Regions from separate parts of the Mus musculus genome. Here region 1 is linked to region 2. The links are chromatin loops, found by intact Hi-C in ENCODE. Cell type or tissue: heart. All regions are shown on one strand. Each heading gives the region's core, and the rest is flanking DNA. Links, peaks and the distances in the headings are about the cores only.

What was found. Hi-C counts contacts between places; a loop is a spot of excess contacts. Peaks named below come from ENCODE experiments on the same cell type or tissue, not always from the same donor. Only the 100,000 strongest peaks of a DNase experiment are listed, where the experiment ranks them.
Region 1: a loop joins it to region 2, with 9 times the contacts of the local background. A loop is called at or near these places in 5 of 42 quality-filtered maps.

What each region holds. Positions count from the first base shown.
Region 1 is chr11:96,433,732-96,443,838 of GRCm38, forward strand. No RefSeq gene overlaps it. Among named protein-coding and RNA genes, the nearest start is that of Gm11529, 26 kb to the right of the region's middle. In heart, for the core only: a CTCF peak has its summit at 5,213 (motif pointing right); a DNase peak (open chromatin) is centred at 5,220; H3K27me3 peaks cover 4,211 bases.
Region 2 is chr11:96,857,475-96,867,581 of GRCm38, forward strand. Copz2 (coatomer protein complex, subunit zeta 2) reads left to right here. Exons shown (of 9, transcript NM_019877.2): 8 at 79-117; 9 at 3,389-3,729. The coding sequence ends at 3,436. It overlaps Gm11523 (a long non-coding RNA gene), which reads right to left. Exons shown (of 4, transcript XR_880183.2): 3 at 6,359-6,631; 4 at 4,968-6,097. Among named protein-coding and RNA genes, the nearest start is that of Mir152, 12 kb to the left of the region's middle. In heart, for the core only: a CTCF peak has its summit at 4,637 (motif pointing left); DNase peaks (open chromatin) are centred at 3,227, 4,157, 4,557 and 5,857; H3K4me3 peaks cover 2,664 bases; H3K27ac peaks cover 1,404 bases; H3K27me3 peaks cover 1,140 bases.

The DNA of each region.
Region 1 (10,107 bases), core at 754-8,753, 420 kb before region 2:
CAGCTAGGGACAAAGTATTTAAATATGTGAGCTTATTGGGGGCTATTCTCATTCAAACCACCATATATAAAGCAAGTATGTATACTTTGTTTTAAAAAATTATTTATTTATTTAATGTATATGAGTATACTATAGCTGTCTTCAAACACACCAGAAGAGGACACCAGATTCCATTACAGATGGTTGTGAGCCACCACATGGTTGCTGGGATTTGAACTCAGGACCTCTGGAAAGAACAGTCAATGCTCTTAACTGCTGAGCCGTCTTTTCCAGCCTCAGTATATATACTTTTGTTTTATGTGTATGAGTATTTTGTCTGCATGTACATCTGTGTACCATATGTCTGTCTGGTGCCCTCAGAGGCCAGAAGAAGAAACCGGGAAAGTTATAATTGGAGTTATGAATAGTTGTGAGCTGCTATGTAGGGGCTGGGAATTGAACTTGGGTCCTCTAGAAGAGCAACAAGTACTCTTAATTAGTGACCCATCTAACTGGCCCCTGTTGTTTTGGTACAGGATCTTATGTAGTCCAAGCTGGCCTAGAACTTGCTATGTAGTTGGGGATGGCCTGGCCCTAAGATACTGTTTTGCTTTTTTTTTTTTTTTAATATCAGTCAGGGTTTCTATTTCTGTAATGAAACACTGTGACCAAAAAGTAAGTTGGAGAGAAAAGGGTTTATTTGACTTACAAGTCAGAACAGGAACTCAAACAGGGCAGGATTCTGGAGGCAGGAACTGATGCAGAAGCCATGGAGGGGTGGTGCTTATTGGCTTGCTCCCCTGACTTGCTCAGCCTGCTTTCTTACAGAACCCAGGACCACTAGCCCAGGAATAGCACTACCCACAATGGTCGGGGCCCTTCCCCTTGATCACTAATTAAGAAAATGCCTTACAATTGGATCTCATGGAGGCATTTCCTCAGCTGAGGCTCCTTCCTCTCTGATGACTCTAGCTTGTGTCAAGTTGACACAAACCAGCCAGTACATTTGTGGGTTTTTTTTGTTAGTTTTAAGACAGGATCTCCCTATGTATTCTGGAATGACCTGGAACTTGCTAAGTTCACCAGGCTGGCCTTGAACTCACAGAGATCTTCTAGGATGCTGGATCTTCTAGGATCATGTCTCTCCCTAGTATAAAAGTCTTGAGTGGGCTCTCACTGACATTGTTATTCAATGTTTTCCATAATTAGGTACCACTTCTGTAAATTGCAATGAGTACTGTATATGTACGCCCACCCAAATCCAGACATTGAAACACTCGCCCTTAGGGTAACACTATTAGAAGGCAGAACCTTTGGGAGGTGATTTGGTCTTGAGGGCAGAGCCTTTCTGAATGGTTTTAGTGCCCTTAGGAAAGAGGCCCCAGAAAGCTAACTCATCCTTTCCATTGTGTGAGCGCACAGCTAGGAGGTGGGTGTCAGTTAGGAGGAAGCAAGCCTTCCTCAGACACTGACTTTTCAGGCCTTTGGTCTTGAACGTTTTTTGCTTATCAGCCACCGAATCCACAGCATGAGGTTGCAAGAGGCAGATGGACTTCTAACCTCCGGTGAGCTGAGATCACACAGGGCAGGGGCTGGATTTGTATACTGTCAAGCCCATCTCTCTCACCTGGCTTACTGACACACCCTTATCACTCACTTTAGCATTAGCTGTGAGCAAAACAAGGAAGCAGGAATGAGTGACAGTTGTCTTGTCCCATTGAAAACAATTTCTAGTGGACAAGACAGACAGACTGACAGACAGACAGACAAAAAGTTCTCTATGAGTTAAAGGCCTGGTTTATGAATCAAGTTCCAGGACAGCCAGGGTTACACAGAGAAACCCTGTCTTGGAACTGCCCCACCCCACTGAGGAGAGAAAGAGAGAAAGAGAGAGAGACAGAGAGAGAGAGAGAGAGAGAGAGAGAGAGAGAGAGAGAGAGAGAGAGAGAGGTAAGTGCAGAAAACAATGGAGCTCTACAGTACTGGAATCAGGTTTTCAACTCTCCTCTTATCTCTTACTATTTCTCCTTTTTCTTTAAACTTTAATAAAACAATGTGTATGCGCGTGTGAGGCCAGAAGATGTCAGATGTCAGATCTGCTGGAGTTACAGGTGGGTGTGAGCCGCCCAGAGTGGGTGTCAGATGTCAGATCTCCTGGAGCTGGAGTTACAGGTGGGTGTGAGTCACCCAGAGTGGGTGTCAGATGTCAGATCCTCTGGAGCTGGAGTTACAGGTAGGTGTGAGCCACCCAGAGTGGGTGCTGGGAACCAAAACTGCCACCTCCATGGCCCCACCTCCAACAGCTTGCTGCTTTTCCAGTTGTATCGGAACCCACATTCTAATAGCTTCAAAGGGACTTGTGAGCACTAATGACACTTTGTAAACAAATGATTCGCGGAGAACACCTCTCAAATAGATAGCAAATAAATCTGGTATATTTCTTGAACATTTCCTTTTTAAAAGAATATTTGAGACAGATGTAACATAGTATGATCTTTAATTCCCTATATAGCAGCAGATGACCTTGGATTTCATATCCTCCTGTCTCTACCTCCATGTGCAGGTATGCACCACCACACCAGGTTTTGTGTGGTGCTGGGAATAGAACCAGGGTGTTGGGTGTGCCAAGCAAGCACTGTACCAATTGAGCTGTATTCTCGACCACTCTCGGATGTTTAGAATTAAGCATCCAGTCTAGTGATCCCTCCCATTTGAACCACAGATTAAATGATGTATGATTTAGGTTAGGTGTTAGTCAACTTTAGTGCAAGAGGCTGTGTAACACATATCTGGAACTCTCAGCGGCTTACGGTATAGCTCTTGCTCACACATTTGTGAACTGGTTGCAATGAATTCTTGGCACAGTGTGGATCTTTTCTGTGACGTCTCTATGTAGTCTCTCATTCTGGGACTCAGGATGAAAAGGCAGTGGTAGGCTCAGGCAAGGGATAGGATGGCAAGATTCCAAAACAAGGCAAGCCTTCAGAGTTAAGAACCCTGCTCGCACTCCATTGGCTAGAGGCAGTCACGTGACTAGGTCCGTCATCAGGAGAGCGCTGACATTTACTCCTCCCATGGAGGGATGTAGTAGCGAGTGAATGCTTGCTGAACAACTCATCGCAACACAGAGAGCTTATGGAGTTTCCTTCACAAGTGGCCTTTACAAATAGAAGAGTTTGTTATCTATCTGGGTTCCTCAGGGTACCATATCACCTGAAGGAGGACCAGAAGACATGACTTCTTAAAGATGCCTATTTTGGTACAAAGGGCCATGTAATTTGTGTTTGATATCTGCTTGCCACTGAAGTCCCTTTTTCCTTTTCCACCAGAGCTGTGCCAGGGGGGTGATTTCCTAGCTAGGGCTTAATATCAGAGTCTCTGTGTGATTGTATACAAGTGACAGTCACACAGCAAACATAAATACGGAAGAGGCTCTGATACCATCAGGGAACAGTATTCCTGCCATCAGGCCAGCTTTGTCTGCCACCGCAGTGCAGTTAACTTCGGAATGAAATTGGAAAGCTAACTGACGGTCAGAGGGGACCTGGAAGATTTTCATTTGTAACGGAGACAGGCAGGGCACAGTGAAATGTAAGACAACAAACAGGTTTTGCCACAGGCTAGAGAAATGTGAATGCCCTTAGATTTGAATATACTTGGATGGAGAGAAGCCAGGTACATGGGTGAATTCATACCTTAGTTGTTTTGATTCCAAGATTTCATAAGCTGCACCTTTTCACACACACACCCCTGGCTGTAATAACTTTCCCATCTTTCTGCTCCAGGGTATTCCCGCCACCCTCACCCCACACATTTCTTCCATCAAGAACTCTTTAGGTTGTTGTCATTTAAAGTGAAGTCCCTAGACCAGAATGGCTGGTCTCAGATGATAGATACTATTTAGAAATACATAGCTTCCTCTCCATTCTCGCTGAACCCAGATCACTAGCGATGAGATGAAGAGCAATTGTCTCCAGGTAACTTTGTATCAGTTCTTCAGGGGATACTTTATGCACATGCACTGCAGCAGGAGAACATTGCGATTCTGACTCAGTGGACCACGGGGCAGAGCCTGTGACCTGTATCTCGGAAGACTTTAGGAACCCAGTCATGGGCTGGAGAGATGGCTCAGTGGTTAAGAGCACTGACTGCTCTTCCAGAGGTCCCGAGTTCGATTCCCAACAACCACATGGTGGCTTACAACCATCTGTAATGGGGTCTGGTGCCCTCTTCTGGTGTGTCTGAAGAGAACAATATACTCATATGTATAAAATAAATGAGTACATCTTTGAAAGAAAGAAAGAAAGAAAGAAAGAAAGAAAGAAAGAAAGAAAGGAAGGAAGGAAGAAAGAAAGAAAGAAAGAAGAAACCCAGTTATGTACATAGGCAAATCAGTGGTCCACAGTTCCAAAGCCTAACTGTGCTGTTTGCATAGGATTGATGTATTAGAGAAAGAGGACTTACTGAGGGTGGGGTCTTAGTCAACGGCCACCTGGCTTTGTGTTTTGTTTTTCAAGCATATTTTGGTCAGAGAGTGGGTCTGATGACAGTGAACCCACAAGGTCTCAGCTATGGAAGATTAAAGATGGGGCGAGGAGCAAAGGGACAAGCAGGGTAGGGGTTTGTAGACCTGGGTTCTAACGCTAGTTCTTGCTCTGTCAATAAGTGTGTTAAGATGCAGTCCCTTATTTCTCTGTCATCTATAAGCTGAAGATGACAGTCATGCAATCTCTTGACATGCTGGCCCCTATTAAAATGAAATAACATTATACTTACTTTAGCAGAGGATTTTTCTCTCCAAGTGAGTAAAGGAGTCTTAGCGACATGGGGACGCTAAACTGCAGAACTGAGAGCCATGTGCTGAGTACTTGGCCCCCAGGTCCCTTGTGAACCATAGGTGGAATTAGTTCTAACTCGTCCCAGCTCCGACATGCCTCTCAAGGTGTTGTGTTGAGGATGCCAGATCTGAATCAGGTCTCAAGGACGGAAATCTTTGCTAAGTGTGTGACTTTGGGCACGTTATTCTCCTGAAGCTGTACTTTTTTATTTACTAAAAATGAAATGATGATTTAAAAAAAAAACCTATCTGAAAAGGTTACTGGGGACTTTAAAAGATTCAGTATATGTCAAGGGCTTAAGACAGTGTCTGGCGCATTGGCTCAATGTCCCCAGGCTGGCACCTGGAGGAGGTGCGACCTCAGATCCTGCAGCAGAGGGCAGATGGCAAATCTCCCTCTCGCCTGTAGGTGGCGCCTCTCTGTGTTGAGCTGACTACCTGCGTCCGGCAAGTCTCAGCAAATCAAGTAGTTTCCTGGCATCTCTTGCTCTGCCTAGGATTGCTAGAGCCTGACTCCTACAGTCTTCTGAAGCTTGCTCCCAGGATGGCCAGTCTTAGGGATACCGACTTCCTAAAATGACATCCCTTCCCTGCTCCTGAGCACCTGCCACCCAGGAGGACTGGTCCTGGGAGGGTTCCCCAACCAGCCCTTGAGGTAGGGAGTTTCCTTTCTGCTAGGTTAAAATGACAAATTGGTACATGAGCGGTTAATGAAAGATGCTGGAAACGTCTGTGGAGATCAGAAAAATCGCCTCTCTGAGCTGACAGCCAGGCCATCTGCATTCCCGCATTTCTATTAATTCCTTAACAATAAACGACAGGAGCGCCTAGAGGGTTAACAGCTTAATTTAATCTCTGAGATTCCTTCCTGGAGCACTGAGAATTAGAAAGGCAGTTTACTGAACGTTATCCGCACACCTGGTTTTTACCCACTTGATGCCCTGAATCTGTCTTCCGGGCCACTCCTACTCGCCTGTACGCAGAGGCTCTGAATACTTTTCACGGGTCACCCTTGGACTCACTGAACCCCAACACTGGTCTCCTAGTTTCTCCACATTGGGCTTCTTACTTGCAGTTACTCTAAATGTTGGTTTAGGTCATTTCCCTGGGGTGGGGGATGGCTTTCTCTATAGGGAATGAATATCCTTTCCACAACCAGAACAAGAGCTTTTGACGTGAGTGTGAGTGTGAGTGTGTGTGTGTGTGTGTGTGTGTGTGTGTGTGTGTGTGATGGCCTCTGTGTGGGCGCCACAGCTTCATGGGCTCAGTTCTCGACTTCTACCTTTACACCGGTTCTGGGCATGGAACTTGGGTCACTAGCTTTTTATCAGATGAGGTATCTGGCTAACAAATCAGGCTTGGAGTCCCTAGCCAAGCATGAAATACTACTTGGAGACATTATTTCTGATGCTAATCCTTTCCTCTGAGGAAGACCAAGGCTTGCAAATGTTTAGTGGCTTGTAAGATTGTCTATCCAGCTAATGTCAAATCCCTCAGATAGAACTCAGGTCTTCTCACGCCTGCACAAACACTTGTTCCATAATAGGGTCGGCAAACAAGTTTGTCTTCCGCCTTCATGACTTAACTCCTCCGGAGGCTGGTAGGTAGGGGCTGCCTAGGTTGCTCCCTGGTTTAGGAGGAAAGGCCTCAGGGACACTCATGCTTTCCAGGCCCAGGGAAAGAGCAAAGGTATTTGCTGTCCTTGCATTTTTCAGTGGGGTTCCTTTGGGTTAGGCATTTAAAGACTCTATTAAAATGGAAATGTTATCTTGGAGGAGTAATGCATTAAGCCATTATCTGTCATTAACACCTTGGCAAGAACGCATTTAAGATGAGCCTGCTTGTTACTGGCAGCTCCCTTAGGGAATGGGAACTCTGGCCTCCATAGAGAGGCCTAGGAAAGGGTCTTGCCCTGGAGAAGTGCAACATTTGTAGAGAAGGAGCAACTGTGTCAGGAATTTCTATCTTTGCACCTTACAGAGCATTCTAGAATCAGTCACTATGCTATCTGCTCCTAACAGGTGTATGTATACTCCTAATCTCAGGTTCTTGTATAAATAGTTTTCTTATTTATTTATTAATTGTTTTATTTATTTACTAATTATTTTATGTATTTATGTATTATTTATTCATTTATTCACTTTTAAAAATACATCAAAATTCAGAGGTACGTAAGAGAATCCGTCAAGCCTCAGCAAACATTACATATAAAGTAAGGTGTCTAGGCTCCTTTAATTAAAGTTTGATTCATCAGTTCAAAAATAGTACAAGGTCAAGCTCAGTTTTCCTTCTCTCTCTTTTTTTCATTTTGGTTTTTCGAAACAGGGTTTCTCTGTGTAGCCCTGGCTGTCCTGGAACTCACTCTGTAGACCAGGCTGGCCTCGAACTCAGAAATCTGCCTGCCTCTGCCTCCCAAGTGCTGGGATAAAGGCGTGTGCCACCACTGCCTGGTTCAGTTTTTCTTTTCTGTCTTGTTTATCTATCTATCTATCTATCTATCTATCTATCTATCTATCTATCTATCTAGAACTGGCTTTGAGCCATCAGTTTTATTACTTTGCAGTTGCCATATTTGATGGTTTTTGTTTGTTTGTTTCAATCTTTTTCCTAATTATTTTTATAGACAGTCTTCTGCTAGCCTGGGCTGGCCTGAAACTCATGACCTTTCTGCCTCAGCTCCCAAAAGACGGAGTCACAGGTGTGTAGTACCACATCAAATTGAAATCACTTCTTTTCTATTGCTTTTAGAAACAGGGTTTCTTTGTGCAGCCTTGGTGGCTGTCCTAGAACTCGATCTGGACACCAGGCTGGCCTTGAATTCACAGAGATCTTCCTGCCTCTGTCTACTGGATGAAAGGCATGAGCCATCCGCCATCTTCCATCTCTTCTCCTCTCCTCCTCCGGCTTGAAACCACTTCTTATGCAATTTTGTTCATAGAGATAGAAGAAGAAATAGTAACCTCAAGCTTACTCATCCCTTTGACTAGAAGGACCACCCAGTACCTCTCAGAACTCCTCAGTGCCTAGAACGGAGTCATGTGACCACCTTTAGTTGCAAGCTGAGCCTAGTATTTTCAGTCTCTGCAAGAGGTGTATTTGACAGGCAGTAAGTATATCTGATAAGACGTAGAACACAATCACTCACAAGGTCTAAAGACTTAAACGCATCTGCTCCTTGACACACTTCATCTGCTAGAGGCGTTTCCTTTGTGTCTGTGGTTCTGGCTCCTGAGACCACATCCTCCCACTGAGGGGCAGGAAATGTAAATGAAGATCAGGGCCATTGAGATGTGTTGTGTTAACTTGGACTGTGACCATAAATGTCTTTGCAAACAGCCGTCTGTCTGTTTGTCTAGGCTCTAATTTCTCCACTCTCATCTCGTTAACTAACCTCACGGTGTATCAGCCGCCATCATAGCCATGAACAGGAGACCACCCATTCTACAGCGTCTGTCTTCACCTCCCACGTCCCCAGACTGCAGGTGTTTGTTTGTGCTTGTAGTATGCAGAGCGCTCTGGTGACACCCACCCCCACCATGTCCCTAACAGACAAACTGAGCTTTGCTGCTGGGAAGGTGGAAGTTGGGAAGCAGGAGTCCAGTCAGAGCGCTGAATACCATGGAAAATATAGGCATTGGGGGTCTGCCAAACAAAGGAACCATTGGCTAAATTAATCGCACTAGGATTGGTTCCTGGCAAAATTTCAAATTAACAAAATAGCTTTTGGTTAATGGGTTAATACTCTTAATACATAAAGAATTCTTATAGCTTCAGAAGGAATGTGAAAAGGAAAAAAAATGAAAATATATGAAGATACAAGTGAAAAAATTAAAATATATGAAGATACATAAAAGGTAGATGCATCTTTTAAAAAGTTCATTCTTACCAAAATCAAGAATTAATTAAAGCAGTCTACCAGTTCTGTCAAGTTGTCAAGATGACAGAAGATGAATTTGAGAAGATTCATTAGAAATTGGTTTCCTTCTCGCTCTTATATTTTATGTGTATGCTTGTTTTGCCTGTGTGTATGTCTGTACACATACATAACCTGTAACCTGTGTGCCTGGTACCTGTAGAAACCATAAGAAGGGTCAGAACTAGACTTGCAGGTGGTTGTGAGCCACCACGTGGGTGCTGGGAAGTGAATGCAACTCCTCTGCAGGGGCAGCCCGTGCTGCTCTGCTGCTGACGATTCTTTTGGTTTTTTGAGACAGGGTTTCTCTGTGTAGCCCTGGCTGTCCTGGAACTCACTCTGTAGACCAGGCTGGCCTTGAACTCAGAGATCCGTCTGATTAAAGGCATGTGGCAGCCATCCCTAGGAGTCATCTCTCCAACCCCCACAGTCTCACTAGATCTTATATGATTTTCTGTATTACAGGGGTTGAACTGTTAAATTCTGTATTCTCAGGCTTCCATGTAGCCAGGGTTTTGATCTTGAGATTTGACAGCACTGTCCGATGCTGTCCATAGCCTTAGCCATGACCTTTATATTCTGAGCTCTATGGCCACCAACTTCTAGGCTGATTTGGAGGAGTTGATCTCAAGGGTTATTGCCTATCAGCTTGAGATGAGGAAACTTTAGTTTCATCTCTAGTTCTGGCTTCCTGACTTTGAACAACAGTCACCCGGGGCTCTGAGCCTCAGTGTCCTCATCCGATAAAATGATCTCTCTGATGAATCCGTTCATCTCCAACAGCTTAGATCCATGCTCACCAAATACATTACCAACTCTTCTTTAGGGTAGTCTGTCATCAGAGAACTCCAAATTCCTGTGGCAGACCAAAGTTCATCTCTTTGACTGGACCATGTTAGAGACCACACTCTCAGGGTAGGTGTTCTTGTTGTTGTTGTTTGTTGTTGTTGTTGCTGCTGCTACTGCTGCTGCAGCAGCAACTGGGGCTGCTATTTTGCTTTGGTGTTAGGGATAGAGCCCAAGGCCCTGTTCCATGATTGGCAAGTATTCTACCATGGAGTGGCGTCATTCTTGGCCCTCAGTGTTAGTATCCAAATGCTTTGCCATTGAGGCTCTATGATTATAATCTATGCCAGTGGGTGACGTTGCTTTAGAAAGTCCTCAGACAGAAGCCTTTAGAATTCTCCTGCCCACCATTTTCCAACTCCCCCGGGACTTCCAGTGCCCACATAATATGTTCACTATTAAAAATATGAGTCTATCAGGCCAGGAAACAGTTTCTCGTCCAAGAGAAAAGCGATTGTTAAAAGAATCACATCATAGTATTAACCCTGGCTGACCTCATTATCACACACAAGGTTAGTTACCTAGAGACGAT
Region 2 (10,107 bases), core at 926-8,925:
CTGCAAGGCAAGGTCACGTCTCTAGTTCAACAGCTCCTTTCTGCTCTGACTTGACTTTGTGATTCTCCTTTCCCGCAGACTGATGACAGTGGCCTAACAGAACAGAGTGTGGCCCAGGTAAGCCTCATGCATCTGCTTTGGCCAGAAACAGGCTAAAGGTCAGGGAGAGCCCAGTGCCCCAGGGGAGAGAGTCAGAGTTAGGAAACCAGAGGTGTGGGGCAAGGGATGAACTGGTGACTCAGAGCCAGCCATTGGAGGCTGCTGAGCTCTTGGCAACTGGGCAGTGAGAGATGGGTGGGCAAATTCCCGCCTGCTCACCTCATCTCCTACCCTAAACGAGCTACCCTGGTGATGCCAGGTTACTTGTTACCCAAGGCAACGTGGAGGCTCAGATCCCTCATATTCCCTCCAACCTGGACGGGTAATCCATGTGGGGCCATGCTGGGATAGTTAAGGGCCTTATCACCTTATCATAAGATCCGAACTCATCACATCTGCCCTTGGTAGCTTGGCTGTTGAAAAGAAGCCGACCACACGGCTGCACAGCCTTGAGATGCATGCAGAATACAGCGGCGCAGTGTGTGTGTGTGTGAGTGTGTGTGTGTCCGTCCGTCCGTCCTGGTTACTGTTAGCAGATTGATTCCCCAGCTTCACAGACTTCCTGACAGTCAAGCCTAATGGTTTGACCTCCTATGCTCTGTCAGACTTACTCCGTTTCTAAGAAGTTTTCTTCCCTGGCATAAGCTAGTCCTAACATGGTAGCCCTGCAGAGATGGGCCTTTGTCATCAGTGGGGAACACCAGATGTGAGACCCACTTCCCTACGCTGTCCTCAGCACCCCACCTGCCCTGTGGCCCCCCATGTTTCCTCATGTTCTGCTGGAAAAGAATGTGGCTGCGTGCTGGCTTTCAGAGTGGAAGTAGATTGAGAAGAGCCAGGAGTAGTGGCTCACGCCTTCAGTCTCAGCACTTGGGAGGTTGAGGCCACATGATTTCAGGTTCAAGGGCAGCCTGAGCTACACTGTGAGTTTCTGTGTAGGCAGGGATGTAGCAGGAGACTTTATGTAAAATCAAATAGCATAAAATAAACCAACCTGGGCATGGTGATGCACACCTGTAATCTCAGCACTTGGGAGGTGTACAGGAGGATTAATAGTTCAAAGTCATAACAAGTTTGAAGCCAGAGTGATCTACATGAGAGCTTGTCTTAAAGCAACAGTAATAAGCGGTCCATTGAGATGTCTCAGCAAGTAGAGGCACCTGCCTCCGAGCCTGATGGGCTGAGTCTGACCGAGATAAGAGAGCTGACCCCCTAAAAGTGTTTGCTGACCTCCACATAAACACACAAAAGTAAATACATGAAATACATATTAAACATTATTTTTTTTAAAATATTCATTTATTTTATTTATATGAGTACACTGAAGCTGTCTTCAGACACACCAGAAGCATCAGATCCTATTACAGATGGTTGTGAGCCGCCATGTGGTTGCTGGGAATTGAACTCAGGACCTCTGGAAGAGCAGCCAGTGCTCTTAACCACTGAGCCACCTCTCCAGCCCCATATTAAACATTCTATAAGGGGAGTGTTGATGAGCAGAGAAGAGAAGAACAGCTGGGGAGGGCTAACTGCATGGCTCAGTGGTTACGAGCACTCACTGCTCTTGCAGAGGACCCGGGTTCAATTCCAAGCATACACATGGTGGCTCACAACCATTTGTAACACTAGTTCTAGGGAATACTGGTGTCTTCTGCAGGCACCAGGCACACATGTGGTAAGCAGACATACAGACAGACAAAACACCTATGCACATACAAAGTTAAAAGAGAAGAATACAAGCCGGGCGGGGTGGCGCACGCCTTTAATCCCAGCACTCGGGAGGCAGAGGCAGGCGGATTTCTGAGTTCTAGGCCAGCCTGGTCTACAGAGTGAGTTCCAGGACAGCCAGGGCTACACAGAAACCCTGTCTCGGGAAAAAGAGAGAGAGAGAGAGAGAGAGAGAGAGAGAGAGAGAGAGAGAGAGAGAGAGAGAGAGAACACAGCTGGAATGGGAGGCGAAGCCCTGGGTGTGGCTCCAGGCACTTCACCGCATGGTGGGGCAGTGCATGCTCCTGATGCAGCGCTTCCAGTTTGGAGGCTGGGGCATCAAAGAACGAGACTGTTTCAAAACCAAACACAAGCCAGACAGTGGTAGAACACTTTAATTCCAGCACTCGAGAGGCAGAGGCAGGTGAATTTCTAAGTTCGAGGCCAGCCTGGGCTACAGAGCGAGTTCCAGGACAGCCAAGGCTACACAGAGAAACCCTGTCTCGAAAAACCAAAACCAAAACCAAAACAAAACCAAACCACTACTGCTACTCCCACCCCCTAGTATTCATTTGAGTCATCCTAAGCTTTTACTTTGCCAACAAAAACTGAATGGCAAGTTACTCAGCACCTCTAGGGCTCTAGAATAGAATTTACCTGGTAGAGTTATATTAATTACATGATTGGCCATGCTGCCAAACCTGGAAAATTAAGTTGTACATCCTCAGGAAACAATTCCTCTCTTTCTAAATGAGCAAGCAACAAATAAAGACTGGTAGGGCCTTGTTATGTAGCCCAGGCTGGCCTTGAAGCCCTTATCTCTCCTGCCTCATATTCCCAGGGCCTGAAATTATAGGCACCACACATGAGGATTAGTGGAAATCTTAAAGAAACACAAAAGTTATAGGGACACAAAATGAAACGTGGAGAGAGAGAGGTTCCTTAGCAGAGATTCAAGAACTTCACTGTCCCCAGCAAAGAGGGAGATTCCAAGAGAGGAGGACATACACAGTGCGGGGTGGACATTTTGGAGGAGGCTTTATGCCCAGAGAGACAGTCTGAGTATCCCGAGTCCCCCCTCATGTGTTGGCATCACGTGTGCACATTGGCACAGATACGGGCACACACTGGACTGAGATGTTTTTTCTTGGTAGTAGGAGCACACACACATACACACACCTGACAGCTTTGTCACATCAGCAAATGGGATGGGGTGCTGAGAACACACCCCATCAAAACCAGCATCACAAGTTTATTACGGTGTCAAGTGTCTGAGCACAGGCGTGGTTGAGCCTGGGCCCAGTCTCTGCCTGCCTGATGGCGCGGTGAGGAGGCACTATTACTGTGGCCTGATATGGCTTAGGGGAGGCAGGGGCTACCGCCTCACCCACAGTTGGACAGGCTTGGGAGGCAGCCAGCTGGGTTGCAGCCCTCTGGACCTGCCCTAGCCTCCAAAACCTCATCTCATTAAAGAAGAGGCAAGCTGCTGCCATCTAGTGGCCAGGGCTGGAGAGGCGCCCTTGTCGACCTCCAATCACTGACATTCTCAAATATTTCTCCCAACCTCCTACTCTCACTTCAGGTTCTTCAGTCAGCCAAGGAACAGATTAAATGGTCGCTATTGAAATGAAGACCTTGGAATCAAGGCTCCTTCCCCAGAGAACTTTTGCCAGTCCCCGCGTAAGCCCCAAGATCTCAAGACGCAAGAGAGACCACTCTGCCTTCTCAGGCCTCTCTCAGAACTGATCCCTGAGGTCTCCTGCCAGGGATTCTGAGACGCAAAAGCTTGACCCCAGCTCCCTCACCCCTACTCAGCATCCTAACCTGGCCTTGGGGCCATGGGAACCAGCAAAGTTGCCTCCCCTCGGACCTCTGACATCCTCAGTCCTAGGCCTTAATAAACTTACATTTTTCCCCCCCAAAGACCTCCTTTCTTGACTTTGAAGTGTGTGTGTGTGTGTGTGTGTGTGTGTGTGTGTGTGTGGTGTACGTGCGCGTGTACACTACACCTGTGAATGAGGTCAGAGTGGGTCAAGGGAAAGGGTTGTGTTTAACACGAGGGGTGCAACACTGATACCCTGGTGTTGCATGAGTAGTTGAGCGGTTAAACACGACGGTGTGGCATGGTAAGAGTCATAGTAACAGGAATAATATTCTTCCAGGAAAAGGAGAGTGAAGATGGCTTCTCCATTTTGTCTGTGCAGTACCCACAGGGAGGCTCCGCTAGGGATTCCTTGAGTCGTTTTTTCCATTCTAGGCTCCAGAAAGGAAGGGAGTCAGGCTTACTCTGACAAACCCAGGAACTGTTTGGCTATTTTTCTTGGCGCGCCTGGGACCGCGGAATTCTTATCTTGGCATAGATCCTGGGCAGTAGAGCTCTATAATTTGCTGTCTCTATCTGGGGGCGAGAAGGCACCGAGTGGTGGCCACTGCGCGTGTGTGTAGAGCATCCGTGTACCTACGAGGAGGCGAAGGACGGGGGTCGGGGGAGGGACGGACAGGGGTGTCTAGAGAGGCGACAGACGGAAGGAGATTCACGGCGACACATCTCAAGGATGGAGATGAATAAACTTTCTGAGCATCCCGAACCCCCTTCCTACCCTAGTCCCAATCTCTGAACTTTCTCTCGGTTTTTCCTGTGACCCATACGCTTTCGGCGTCTCCACGCCGCGGACTCTTCTTTGGCAGCGTGGGGTGTCATCTTCTTGGATCCCTGGAGGTTTTCAGCGGCTCCCACGCTCCGCCCCGGCCCCGCCTCTCACAGGAGCATCGCGCAGCAGGAAGCTCCGCCCCCTCACCACATCCGTGGTCCTAGAGCGCCACCTGGAGGTACTACGGGCACACCTCAGGGTCCTGGGCCTCGATAACTCCGCCCCTGAGGTGGAACCGACCCTCCTCCCGGTGTTTCTCACTGATCTCTGACACCAGAGCCAGTGCGTTGCCCTGGCAACCATCACGCGTGACTTCCCGCGACTTCTCTCCCAACGCAGAGCTTTTTGGCAGCCGCCGTAATAAAAATAGTGGTGAGCCTTGGATCTTAATAAAAGCCTGTCCCGGTGGTTGTCATTTCCAGGCCGTGAGTGTGGGAGATCAGCCTAGGTTGCGTGAGACACTATCTCAAAACAAAACAAAACAAAACAAAACAAAACAGATATTTATACTGAATTTGACTACGTCTGTAATTAGAGAACTCTACGAAGATACGGGGATGATTATCTACTCATTGTAAACGCTTACTATAGTGTCTTTCTAGAGTCGCTGTGCACACAGCCCAGAGTTGCAAAAAGGCAATCCTGAGAGAGGGGGAAGGTGGCACAATAAAATTGTGCAGTTCAGGGGCCAGTGTGGTGACGGAAAAGACATTCTTTGGATTATTTCTCAAATATTCAGCCACCCGTAGCACTTGGCTCCACCATGGATGGAGCCAAGGCCCGGAGGAGTAAACTGCCTCCTGGCAACCCGGCCTGACCTGACTTGGTCCTGCAATTTCAGTTGTGCGAGGACGGGAATGGGAAGCATCAGGCAGAAGCTAGGAGCTCCAGGAAGGCTGGCTCACACAACTCTCTGAACTACACGATACTGTCCACATTCTATTAAGGGATACACCGAGACCCTGAAAGTTTCGAATATACAAGTATATCGCAGCTTCCGCTCGATAGGGGATAGAAAACTCCTCATTATACTACAATATCTGAATTCCTTACTCGCACTTGGTCCTCACAGGGTGTGGAACACACAAGCCTATAATCTCGTCTCTTGAGAGGTGGAGGCTGGAGAATCAGAAGTTGAAAGTCATTTTCTAACTATTTACTGTGTTTGAGACCAGCCTAGGCTACAGATGGTTAAAGGTAACAAGAAAGTGTTCCTTGACTTGCTATGGCTAAAGGCTACTACCCTGATCCCATAGGGAGGGATTAGCAAAGCAGCGACTGGGGGGTTGCGTTGAGCTGAGCTCCCATAGTGGTGATGACCCCAAGTCTGCAGGTCCAGTCTTCTGGCTATTGCGTCTCCCTGCCCCCCTCGCTTTCTGCATCCAGGTGGAGCCGCCTAGACAGCAGGCCTGGCTGACAGCCCGGAGCCCTGGCCGCTGCACCAGCTTTTCCGAGATGAGAGCCTCATCATCGTGGCCACTGGCCGGAGCCTGAGGGATTTCGGGAAGGGCGTCCGCAGTTCTGAGCCAGGGCTTGCCTTCCCGAGTCTGCCCACCCCTGGCATCCTTCCTTGTCTTGCCCATCGCACCCAGCAGCTTCGAAGAGTGTGCGGGAAAGGATCCTTAGGGCCACTCTTTTCCCTGCAACAGAGTAAGAACCGGATCAGAAATCAAGACCTCAGGAATGTGGGCTCACCCAGCCCGAGGGCACAGGAGGAAATACAAACTCAAGAACTTGTTAACTTATTACAGGGACGTGCCAGACACAACACACACCACACACACACACACACACACACACACACACACACACACACACACACACACACACAGAGGCACGCTCCTCCTGCTTTCCTCCAATTGGCTGGCAAGAAAGGCAGGGCATGTGGGATTGGTTCTCACCCCGACACTGATGGATGGCTCCCTGTGACTGGATCATTGTCGGCTGTCAGGAGGAGTGGGAGGCGACACCCGTGCTCTTCTCAGGGCCTCAAACATTGGTAGAGCCAGCCAGGCCTGGAGAGAGAAATGGGCAGAGCAGCCTGCCCAAAGGTCCGAGTTTCTTTGCCCTCAACCTCTTTGAAACACACTGTGAAGCGATGTGCTTTCTGGAGGCTGAGACAGGAAGAGAGCCACGAATTTGATGCTATTCTGGACTACATAGCAAAACAGCGCCTGTCTCAAAATAAGTAAAGCAGAAACTGTTATTAGATTATGGGGAGGAATTAGTTCTGAGCTCTTAGTACAGTAGAGCTCTTTAATGGGAACCCTGGCGAGGGGAATAATTTGCTGTGCACAACTCAGCTTCACTTTCCTCCCAACCTGGGTCAGTGTATTCACATATTTAGGTGTCTGCGATGAGCCAGGCACAGAGAGGAACTAGGGACAGCAGTGGGGTTGGCGTGGAGAGGCCATAGAAGGGATTAGATTTAAGGCATATGTCCAGGTATACGCAGCTTTAAAAATCAGCTCTCAAGCTGGAGAGATGGCTCAGCTGTTAAGAGAACTGGCTGCTCTTCTGAAGGTCCTGAGCTCAATTCCCAGCAATCACGGGGTGGCTCACGACCATATATATATATTCTATATATAGATATATAACAGGATACGATGTCCTCTTCTGTTATGCAGCCACATTCAAAGAGCACTCATATACATACATAAATAAGTCTTTTTTAAAAATTCAAACCTTCTTCTGAGTATGATGGGAATTCAGGTTTAAAGCACAAGATGTGTGTGGTTGGTTTGTGGGGGGTGTTTGGTTTTGTTGTTGTTTTGGTTTTGGTTTTTCTGTTTTTTTGTTTTGGTTTTGGTTTTTTTGGTTTTTTGAGACAGGATTTCTCTGTGTATCCCTGGCTGTCCTGGAACTCACTCTGTAGACCAGGCTGGCCTCGAACTCAGAAATCCTCCTTCCTCTGCCTCCCAAGTGCTGGGATTAAAGGCATGCACCACCATGCCAGGCTGTGTGTTCTTTTTAGTAAGTATTTTCAACAAAAAAGTTGAACAAGTGGTTGCCAAATTATATTCTCCCATCACTTGAATGGTCCTGTTCTAGTTTCCAATCTCTCCTTCATCTTAGATGAGAACCTAAGGAGGCAAGACTGGTGGTGAGGGGGTAGACCTTAGACATGCAGGTGAGCGTGCCCCCCCCCCCCCGCACAGGCTGTTCGGTGGGGAAAAAAATATATTGGTCATAATACTAACTTTAAAATTCTTGCTGGGCGGTGGTGGCGTATGCCTTTAATCCCAGCACTGGGGAGGCAGAGGCAGGCGGATTTCTGAGTTCGAGGCCAGCCTGGTCTACAGAGTGAGTTCCAGGACAGCCAGGGCTACACAGAGAAACCCTGTCTTGAAAAACCAAAAAAATAAAAATAAAAAAATAAAATTCTTTTGGCCCTAGTAGGGAGCTGGAGAGATAGCTCAGTACTCATTCCCAGCAACCACATGGTGACTCACAACCATCTGTAATGGGGTCCAATGCCCTCTTCTGGGGTGCATACAAATATGCACTCTAAATAAATAAATAAATAAATAAATCTTTTTAAAAAGCATTGGGGGGGGGGCAGGCTTGGTGCCACATGTCTGTAGTCCCAGCACCCAGGAGGCAGAGGCATGTAGATCTCTATTAGTTTGAGGCCAACCTGGTCTACCAAGCCAGTCTAGGACAGCCAGGGCTACACAGAGAAACCTGTCCTGAAAAACAAACAAACAAGCAAATCTTTCAGAATGAATTTTTCCAACAGACATTTACTAACTGGCTATTCTGAGCTGGGCACTTTTACTGAATGCCAATGGGAGCTTCTTCATTTTTATTCATTAATGTCATTATTGTTGTTTTTGTTTTGTTTTTTTTCCAAGAAGAACAGGATGAACTGAAGACTCTCAAACAGTTAAAGGACTCAAGGACACAGTGCTTTATCCTAGGTTGAGTGATATAGAGAGATTTATAGATACGCTGCAACTGTTCAGTGGAAGGTGCACGCTGGGTGTGTAGCCTAGGACTAATGAGAATCTGATCCTTTGTGTCCACTTCCCAAGTACTGGAATTCTAGGTGTGAGCATGCCCTGTTTACTCAGGGGTAAGGATTGAACCTGGGGATTTGCGCATGCCCGAACCAGCCAGCACTCTGCCGGTTCATCTTCATCTCTAGTCAGGTGACTTTACACACATTAGAGGTCACTCCTTTTAAGTCCATGCTTTAACATGTATTTATTAGATATTAGATATAGATATTAGATATAGATATCCTCATACATAGCCATGCTTTAACACCACTTCTTGCTTTATCCAAGACACCACAAACCTGATGTGGTATAGTACTTTTTTTTTAACTCCAGCACTTAAGAAGTAGAGGTAGGAGCCGGGCGTGGTGGCGCATGCCTTTGATCCCAAAACTTGGGAGGCAGAGGCAGGTGTATTTCTGAGTTCAAGGCCAGCCTGGTCTACAAAGTGAGTTCCAGGACAGCCAGGTCTATACAGAGAAGCCCTGTCTTGAAGAAGAAGAAGAGGAAGAGGAGGAGGAGGAGGAGGAGGAGGAGGAGGAGGAGGAGGAGGAGAAGAAGAAGAAGAAGAAGAAGAAGAAGAAGAAGAAGAAGAAGAAGAAGAAGAAGAAGAAGAAGAAGAAGAAAGTATGAGGGCTTGGGGCTGAAGCCTGCTTAGCACATATGAGGCTTTTTGTACACCCCCAGCATAGAAAATTCTCTAGACATCCCCAAAAGGATGCTCCTGCTTCCTTCCAGACAGCAGCCTCTTAGTGAACGTGAGGGAGCCTTGGTGGGTGTGTGGAGAACGCATGGGGTAGGCAATTGATTAGTAGAGACTTGCCACAACTGTTTCTCAACCTCCCTGAGGTGGAGGACCACCCATTCGCACCACTCTGAGGTTACTCCCTGTGGCTGGATGCCTTCCAGAAGATGGTAGGGAAATCTAAGAATTTGGAACTTGGAGAAGTAGACAGTGCAAAAACCAGAAATCGCAAACTGTCTCCGTGGGCCTGCGAAATGACTCAGTGAATGGAAGGGCTTGTGGAGTAGGCTTTATGACATGAGTTCCATGTTCAGAACCCACAGACGAAGGGTAGAGCTGACTTTCGAAAATTGTCCTCTGATCTCCATATGGATGCCATGACATCTTCATGAATGAGTGTGCACACACTAGTAAAGATGATGATAGTAATAGTAATAGTAATAGTAATAGTAATAGTAATAGTAATAGTAATAGTAATAGTAATAGTAATAGTAATAGTAATAGTAATAGTAATAGTAATTAATAGTAATAGTAATAACAACAACAACACAGCAACAATAGTGCCATCTCGCTCCAAATCTCACCCGTCTTAGTGTTCCAGGAATGAAAGTCAAAAAACTGAGGCCCTCAGGTTTGCCCAGAAGGTGGCGCTATAAGACAAGCGCCATTTACAGCCTCCATAGCCAGGCTGTGATCAAGCATCTGGTCTAAGGGACCAGTCCTGAAGGACCTTTCTCTGGGCAGGGGCTGAGCATTGGAACCCATTCCTAGAGATAGCCTAGAAGCCCCAGGTAAATACCACAGGGGTCTTACACTAAGACAGAACCCAGCACAGCTGTGTGCAGAACAAACGGCCTGATAGAAAGAACTCAAGAAAACCAGACCTTCCCCTCCAGCTCTGGCGATC